2 separate regions of the Homo sapiens genome follow, and region 1 is linked to region 2. Evidence: chromatin loops called from intact Hi-C (ENCODE). Cell type or tissue: mucosa of descending colon. All regions are shown on one strand. Each heading gives the region's core, and the rest is flanking DNA. Links, peaks and the distances in the headings are about the cores only. Region 1 has its middle 19 kb from the start of COX7A2L. Region 2 overlaps KCNG3 (potassium voltage-gated channel modifier subfamily G member 3).

Region 1 (4,401 bases), core at 124-4,123, 100 kb before region 2:
TAACCAGTGTTATAATAAATACCTTTGGGCCAGGCATGGTGGCTCATGCCTGTAATCGCAGTGCTTTGGGAGGCTAAGGCAGGGGGATCGCTTGAGACCAGGAGTTTGAGATCAGCCTGGGCAACATAGTGAGACTTCATCTCTACAGATTTGTTTTAAGTTAGCTGGGCATGGTGAGCACCTGTAATCCTAGCTACTGAGGAGGCTGAGACAGGAGAACTGCTTGAGCTCAGGAGTTCAAGGATGCAGTGAGCTATGATAGCACCACTGAACTCCAGCCTGGACAACCAACTGAGACACTATCTCTAAAAAAATGTGTGTGTGTGTGTGTGTGTGTATACATATGCCTTTGCACATATGCCTTTACATTCTCATACTAGAAGTGAGATTGCTGGGTTGGTAAAGATATGCATTTAAATTTTGAATTTTATTAGATACTGTCAAGTTATCCTCCAAAAAGGCTACAGCCATTTTCCCAGCCCCCCTTAGGCTATGTGGGCAGGCTGTAGGCTGCAGTGAGGAGTCCCAGTCCCCAGTACCATCCCCGTGTCTATGCCATCAGCTTAGCCTAAGCCTTATTTCCCAGTCAGTAATGAGGAGGCCAGAACCTACAGCAAAAGTTGCTGTGAGTAGGACATAGAAGGATCCACATCTCAAAGATGTTACCACAGTGCCCAGGATGTAGTACTCACCTCACAAAGTCAGCTGCCATTATTATCTTTTAAATTTTAGCTAATCTGATAAGCAAAAAAGTCATATTTTATTGTTGTTTTAATTTGCATTTCTGGAATCACTAAAATGATTATGGCAACTTCTCCTGAGAGTGTTGCTGGCTTCCCCACGATGTATTATGTATTTGGCCAATACGCCAATCTCATTACAGTGCTCTGCAGAGCCTCATCATACAGGCCTGTGCCCCAGACTGACCCAGAATAGACCCCTATTAGCCACAGCTGCACCCCCAGGGGGCCTGCCTCACTGTCCAGATCCCCTCTCCTTCACCTTCAAGGCCACACTGTGACTGGACTTTAAAGGGCAGGGATGCGGCCAGGCGCAGTGGCTCACGCCTGTAATCCCAGCACTCTGGGAGGCCAAGGCGGGCGGATCACGAAGTCAAGAGATCGAGACCATCCTGACCAACATGGTGAAACCCCATCTCCACTAAAAATACGAAAATTAGCTGGGTGTGGTGGTGTGCACCTGTAGTCCCAGCTACTCAGGAGGCTGAGGCAGGAGAATCACTTGAACCCGGGAGGCAGAGGTTGCAGTGAGCTGAGATCGCACCACTGCACTCCAACCTGATGACTGAGTGAAACTCCATCTCAAAAAAAAGAGAAAAAAGGGGCAGGGATACCTCAGGTAGTAGAGATCAGAGAGGCTTAGTTTTCCAAGACACTGGGAACCTGAGGGAGGGTCTCAGGAGGCCTAGAGACTCACGCCTACCCTTGATGGGACCACTGCTCAAGTCACCTATGGTAGAGTTGCCAGGCTTAGCAAACAGTAATACAGGATACTCTGTTAAATTTGAAGTTCAGAGTCAGGCATAGTGACACACCCTGTAGTCCCAGCTACTTGGGAGGCTGAGGTGGGGGGATTGCTTGAACTGGGGCAACATAGTGAGACCTCCTCCCCACTCATCTCTAAAAAAATAAGAAATTGAAATCAGTTAAACAAGGATAGCAATATTAGATGGGATATACTTATACTAAAGAAATTATTTTAAAACTATTCATTATCTGAATTCAAATTTAAGTGGGTGTGCTGTATTTTATCTGGTAGCCCTAGTTACCAGCTACTTTAGGTTTTTTATTAATCTGCTGTATTAGTTCTCTATTGCTGCTGTAACAGATTACCCAAATATAGCGACTTGAAACAGTACAGACTTACTCTCTTACAGTTCTGGAGGCCAGAAGTCCCAAATCAGTCGCACTGAACTAAAGTCAACATGAAGCCATGGCTAGTTCTTTCTGGAGGCTCCAAGGGAGAATCTGTTTCCTTGTCTTTTCCAGATTTTAGAGGATGCCTTTATTCCTTGGCTTATGGCTCCTTCTTCGATCTTCAAAACTAGCAGTGTTGCATCTTCAGATCTCTCTCTATCCCTCTCTGACTCTGACATTTCTGCCTCCCTCTCATGAGGGCCCCTGTGATTACACTGAGCCCACCCAGATAATCCAGGAGACTGTCCCCATCTCATGATCCTTAATTGCACCTGCAAAGTCCCTTTTTATTTTTATTTTATTTTATTTTATTTTATTTTTTTGAGATGTAGTCTCGCTTTGTCACCCAGGCTGGAGTGCAGTGGCACGATCTCGGCTCACTGCAACCTCCACCTCCTGGGTTCAAGCCATTCTCCTGCCTCAGCCTTCCGAGTAGCTGGGATTACAAGTGCGCACCACCACGCCTGGCTAATTTTTGTATTTTAGTAGAGATGGGATTTCACCATGTTGGCCAGGCTGGTCTCAAACTTCTGACTTCAAGTTACCCGCCCACCTCTGCTTCCCAAAGTGCTGGAATTACAGGCGTGAGCCACCACGCCCAGTCCGAAGTCCCTTTTACCATGTAAAGTCTATTCACAGGTTCTGAAGATTAGGACACAGACATTTTTAGGGGACCATTATTCAGCCTACTACACCTGCCTGGTAACCTTCACACATTATATTGCTTCTACTGCAAAAAACATTCTGAGTTCTAAACTCCAAAACCAACTTTCTTCCTCTATCTGCATAATAGCACTTGGCATATTCTATTGTGACTATTTTACATCCCTCTGTCTCTGTCTCCTGACTCATTTATCCCAGGCTGCCCTGTGCTTGGCACACAGTAGGCACCTGAGCCAATGATGATTGAATTAATATTAAATTGCAGATTAGGGTGTACCTCTAACCATGTATTTATATTATGGAAGTGAACAAGAGAGAGTGTATTGGGTGGGAATGTGGACTTGGGAAGAGAGATGGGGTCAGGACCAGAGAGCTGAGCAGCAAATGGAACACCGTGATCAGAGAGGCTCAGGTAGGAGAGAAAAGAATGAGGCAGAAGGAGATGAGCACCCCAAACTGTGACCCCTCCCTGGGTCCTAGGTGCAGACACGGTACATTTAGGAGGTGGTTATGAAAGTAGCACACCCCGAGGCAAGGATCTGGGTGTAGGCATTTTGAGAGAGTATCCCAGGTAGCTCAGTGAGGGAGCAGACCTGTTTACAGGTGACTGGAGTGGGGAGCCAGGGGGATATAGTGGGACACCAACATTATCTGCTCAACATGGTTATTACTAGGAGGTGAAATGCAATGATGTATACCTTAACTTTATTTTGTAACATTTTTAAATTTTGCAATTAAGAATACTTCCATTTTGTAAAAATATATATATATAGGTAATTGTAGGAAATATTCATGCCTCACCATTCAAAGTCCAATGCTGTGGCTAGGCTTCTCAAGAAAGATTGCTTTTCAACCTCCAAGACAGCTGCCACCTTTGACTCTCCTAATCTGATACATGTACAGAAAACACCCGTTGGCATTTCTGATTTGGGTTCACTAAAATTATCCTCTTTCCCCACCCCTTTCCTTGTCATGGTCTTTTTTTCTTTTCTTTTCTTTTTGAGACAGAGTCTCGCTCTGTCGGCCAGGTTGGAGTGTAGTGGCATGATCTCAGCTCCCTGCAACCTCTGTCTCCCGGGCTCAAGCAACTCTCCTGCCTCAGCCTCCTAAGTTGCTGAGTTTACAGGCGTGTGTCACCACACCCGGCTAATTTTTGTATTTTTAGTAGAGACAGAGTTTCACCATGTTGGCCAGGCTGGTCTTGAACTCCTGACCTCAGGTAATCTGACCGCCTTGGCCTCCCAAAGTGCCGGAATTACAGGCGTAAGCCACCGCGCCTGCCTGCTTGTCATGATCTTTAACCAGTTATCAGTTTCCAGTCACAGTACATCAGGGTCCATCTCTGATCATTAATGGTTTCCTCTCAAAAGAATATAAATCCCAGTCATTATAAATTCATCAAGTTCATTCTGTTAGGATGAACTTTTGTTTCCCTTTATGTTCTTGTTTCAATGAATTTTGTGTTCTTTGGCTGTTTACAGACCATGTGTATACCATATCTGCGTTCATTCTTTGGTCTTTGAGTTGGGATCATGAAGGGAAAAAGGGCCATAGAAAGCTATCATAGGTGACAAGACCTTTCTGAGTGTGAAGAGCTCAAGCGGGCTGCCAGGCTTCACTGTGGGGTCCATGATGACAAGATCGCTGGTCCCTGCCAGCCATCCCTAGGGCTGCTCCCAGGTGCAAATCCAGGATAGCAGTCCTCCCAAGACATCCCAGTTTGGGTGGATATGGGTTGGTGGATTAAACCAGAAAGTCTGCAACTCAGAGGCACTGGAGTCACCTGTCTAGTTTCTTGATG
Region 2 (4,401 bases), core at 229-4,228:
GATCGGGCATAGTGGCTCATGCCTATAATCCCAACACTTTGGGAGGCCAAGGCAGGAGAATTGCTTGAGGCCAGAAGTTCAAGACCAGAATGGAAACACAGAGAGACTCTGTCTCTACAAAAAATTTAAAAATTAGCCAGGCAGTAGGCCAGACGCAGTGGCTCACACCTGTAATCCCAGCACTTTGGGAGGCCAAGGTGGGTGGATCACAAGGTCAGGAGTTCAAGACCAGCCTAGCCAACACGGTGAAACTCCGTCTCTACTAAAAATACAAAAATTAGCCGGGCCTGGGCATGGTGGCACACCCCTGTAATCCCAGCTACTCAGGGGGCTGAGGCACAAGAATCGCTTGAACCCGGGAGGCTGAGGTTGCAGTGAGCTGAGATTGCACCACTGCACTCCAGCCTGGCAAACAGAGCAAGACTCCACCTCAAAACAAAAACAAAAACACTCTAGATGGTGACGGTTGCACAATCTTGTAAATATCCCAAAAACCACTGCATTTTATGGTATGTGAATTATATCTCAATAAAGCTATTCTAGGCCAGGCACAGTGGCTCATGCCTATAATCCCAACACTTTGGGAGACCGAGATACATGGATCACTCAAGTCCAGGAGTTCAAGACCAGCCCGGACAATATAGCAAGATCCCATCTCTACAAAAAATATAAAAATTAGCCAGGCACGGTGGTGTGTGCCTGTAGTCCCAGCTACTTGGGAGGCTACAGTGGGAGGATCGCCAGAGCCAGGGAGGCAGAGGTTGCAGTGAAAGGAGACTGTACCACTGCAATCCAGCCTGGGTGACAGATCAAGACCCTGTCTCAAAAAAATAAAAATAAAAAAACAGCTGTTCTATTTTTTTAATTACGTTGTTTCCAGATGTTTGCTATTAAATGTGCTATTAAATGTGTTATTAATATAGGATCCTATTCATTACTAACTGCATATGATGATGGTTATCATCAATAAAGAATAGTTCTGACTTGCATATTTTAGACGGAAATTTAGCAGTATCTATCAAAAAATGTTTAAAGCACAATCCTTTTAACTCAGCTATTTTCCACTTTGGAATTTAGCCTAAATATATACTCACACCAATTTGCAAGGATATGTGGAAATGATCGTGTTCTGTGCCACTGTTTGCACTTTTGAAAAACTAGTATCAAACTAAGCATTTCTCAGCAGAGTAGAGTGGGAGCATGGGAATCAGAGCCCAGGGCGCCACTGACCCACTGTGTGAGTCTGGACATATTGGATAAAGTACCTAAATCTCAGGCATAAAACTGGGTAACAGCACTACTTCATAGGACTGTAATGAGACTTAGACGACAAAACACATGTCAGTATTCAATAAATATTAACTGTTACAATCATTACTATTATCATCAGATGAGACATTTATTAAATGAATTATGGCACATCCATGCAGTGGAATGCTATACAAATATTTAAAGAATGGGGGAGATTTATAAGAACTAATATGAAAAGAGTTTCTTTTCTTTCTTTCTTTTCGAGACAGGGTCTTGCTCTGTCACCCAAGCTGGAGTGCAGTGCCACAATCACGGCTCATTGCAGCCTCTAACTTCTAGGTTCAAGTGATCCTCCTACCTCAGACTCCTGAGTACCTGGGATTACAGGAGCACGTCACCACACCCGGCTAAATTTTGTAGAGACGGGATTTCGCCATGTTGCCCAGGCTGGTCTCGAACTCCTGAGCTCAAGCGATCCTCTCGCCTCAGGCCTCCTAAAGTGCTAGGACTACAGGCCTAAGCCCCTGCTCCTGGCATGAAAAGAGTTTCAAAATGTATCATTAAGTAAAAAAGGCCAATTGCTGAACAAGATCATAGAACAATCCCAATTATGTATTTAAAAGAGAAAATCTGACCGGGTGCTGTGGCTCACACCTGTAATCCTAGCATTTTGGGAGGCCGAGGAGGGTGGATCACCTGAGGTCAGGAGTTCGAGACCAGCCTGGCCAACATGGTGAAACTCCATCTCTATTAAAAATACAAAAATTAGCTGGACATGGTGGTGCACACCTGTAGTCCCAGCTACTCGGGGGGCTGAGGCAGGAGAATTGCTTGAACCAGGGAGGCGGAGATTGCAGTGAGCCGAGATCGTGCCACTGCACTCCAGCCTGGCAACAGAGCGAGACTCCGTCTGAAGAAAAAATAAATAAATAAATAATAAAAGAGAAAATCTGTATGTGTGTATATATATGTAATTGTATACACTTGCATGTATGTGTTTGTGTGTGTGTGTACACGCACATGTGTATATATGTTCATATGTGCATGGAAAGTTTCTCGAAGAATACCCAGAAACTGGGTGGTGGGATTGAAGAGATAGGGCAAGTTAACTTTTCACATTTTAACACTTTTTTTCCGATGAAGAAAGTTCTAATTTTACAAATATAAAAAGAATAATGTTGAAAATAACTTGCTTACCAAAAGGTAGGGAAAAAAGAAGCACTCTGGTTACAGAAAGGGCATTGACAAAAGAAAGTTTCCACTGAATTCTAAAATTGGCAGCAGCCTGTACACATTAAAAGAAACAGTCTACTGTGAAAGAACAGAATTTAACTGAGGTTCTGGGTTATGTACAATCCTATCAGAGATCTAGTAATTACTGACTTCTGAAAATATCCACCTTATCTGCACAGTAAAAGCACTAAGACTTTCATCTTCAGTTTCAAATACTGCTTTTTATTTTTAAAGTACTTAAAACCTATTGGATTTATGCAGTATTGAACTGAAAGGCAATCGAAATAATATAATTGAAATTTAAATTTCCATCACCTGGTGTTTCATTTTGATCATTTAATTTTTTTAATTGAGGATTAAAATAACACAAGAAATTTTAACATTTTAAAAATCTCAAATTCTCACCACCACAACACAAAGCAATACCAATTAAAGATCAAAATTCCAACATGAAGCAACTTTTAGAAAAAAATTTCTAAAGAGCAGATCAAAATTATAGCAAGACTTTGCCTGCTAAAGAGATTTAAAACTCAAACAAGAACACTTAAGCTGAGATTGACTAAGGGGACAAAGTCTATAGGCAAAAGGGACCAAAAAACAAAAGGGGACACTACTTTATGTCTGACCTTTCAGAAGTCACAACTTCTCAAATGCTGCCAGCAAAGAGCATTTTTTTTTTTTTAAGACGGAGTCTCACTCTGTCACCCAGGCTGGAGTGCAGTAGTGTTATCTCGGCTCACCGCAAGCTCTGCCTCCTGGGTTCACGCCATTCTCCCACCTCAGCCTCCCGAGTAGCTCGGACTACAGGCGCCCGCCACCATGCCTAGCTAATTTTGTTTTTGTATTTTTAGCAGAGACGGGGTCTCACCGTGTTAGCCAGGATGGTCTCGATCTCCTGACCTCGTGATCCACCCGCCTCGGCCTCCCAAAGTGCTGGGATTACAGGCATGAGCCACCGTGCCCGGCAAATGCTTAGTCATTTTAAAAAACAACTTGTCTATATGTTAAAATGAGAAACAGAACATTAATCTCCTTGGAAGTGTCAGAATAATACTCAGATGTTACTAGAAGGCAAACTGCCTGAAAAATCTAGTTTATCTTAATAATCAGATAAAACATTAAGAACATCACCATTCTAAGATTAATTCATTACTAGAACTGTTTATCAAGGGAGATTGTGAATGTGCTCACTATTATCTTTAACAGGTGAGACAGTCCTCTCAATGAGGACTAAACTCAGTTGTAAAGTAAGGAAAGACATCTATGATCCTTCTCCCACCAACATGCTGGAGATCCCTCTTCCAGAGTCTGCTCCCCACAATATCCCCAAATGGGAAGCAGATCCTGTAGAAAAAGAACTGGATTCAGGCTTACTGTGTGTGAGCCAAAGTAGTCAAGCGAGAGGGTCCCCAGTGCCTGTGGGCCCTAGCACAGCTTCACACAATAAATATCTCATACACTCTCCTAGTCCTGGTAGGTGAGCTGTCATTAATGACATAATAACACCCACATAATTCACCTGAATCCAGTCACGTCTCACCGTCTCCACTGCTATTCCCTAAGATCAAGGTCCATATGCTCTCAGCTGCCAGGTCTCTCCACATCTGCTGTTGACCCTCCCTTCATTCTCTACCCAGTGGTGTTTTTAAAACACATATCATAGCTTTCATCTGCTTAAAACCTTCCAAAGACCTCCCTGTCACATTTGGAAGAAAATCCAAACTCCTTCCCATGGCACACAGGCCCTGCCTGATAGGTCCCATTGCCCTCCAACCTCATCTACCCTTGGACAAAACTATAGCCCACATGGGCCTTCCTTCTGTCCTGTAGACAAGCCCAGCCCATTGCCATCTCAGTGGCATCTTTGCATTAGCTGCTCCCTCTACCCAGAACACTCTTCTCACTCAACTCACGTCA

Evidence for each region. Hi-C counts contacts between places; a loop is a spot of excess contacts. Peaks named below come from ENCODE experiments on the same cell type or tissue, not always from the same donor. Only the 100,000 strongest peaks of a DNase experiment are listed, where the experiment ranks them.
Region 1: it touches region 2 in a loop (2.4-fold over the local background); 2 of 110 quality-filtered maps call a loop at or near these places.

Annotation. Positions count from the first base shown.
Region 1 is chr2:42,377,682-42,382,082 of GRCh38, forward strand. No RefSeq gene overlaps it. Among named protein-coding and RNA genes, the nearest start is that of COX7A2L, 19 kb to the left of the region's middle. In mucosa of descending colon, for the core only: no CTCF peak of the experiment used is centred there; a DNase peak (open chromatin) is centred at 2,525.
Region 2 is chr2:42,482,297-42,486,697 of GRCh38, forward strand. All of the region lies in intron 1 of KCNG3 (potassium voltage-gated channel modifier subfamily G member 3), which reads right to left. Among named protein-coding and RNA genes, the nearest start is that of KCNG3, 9.5 kb to the right of the region's middle. In mucosa of descending colon, for the core only: no CTCF peak of the experiment used is centred there; no DNase peak of the experiment used is centred there.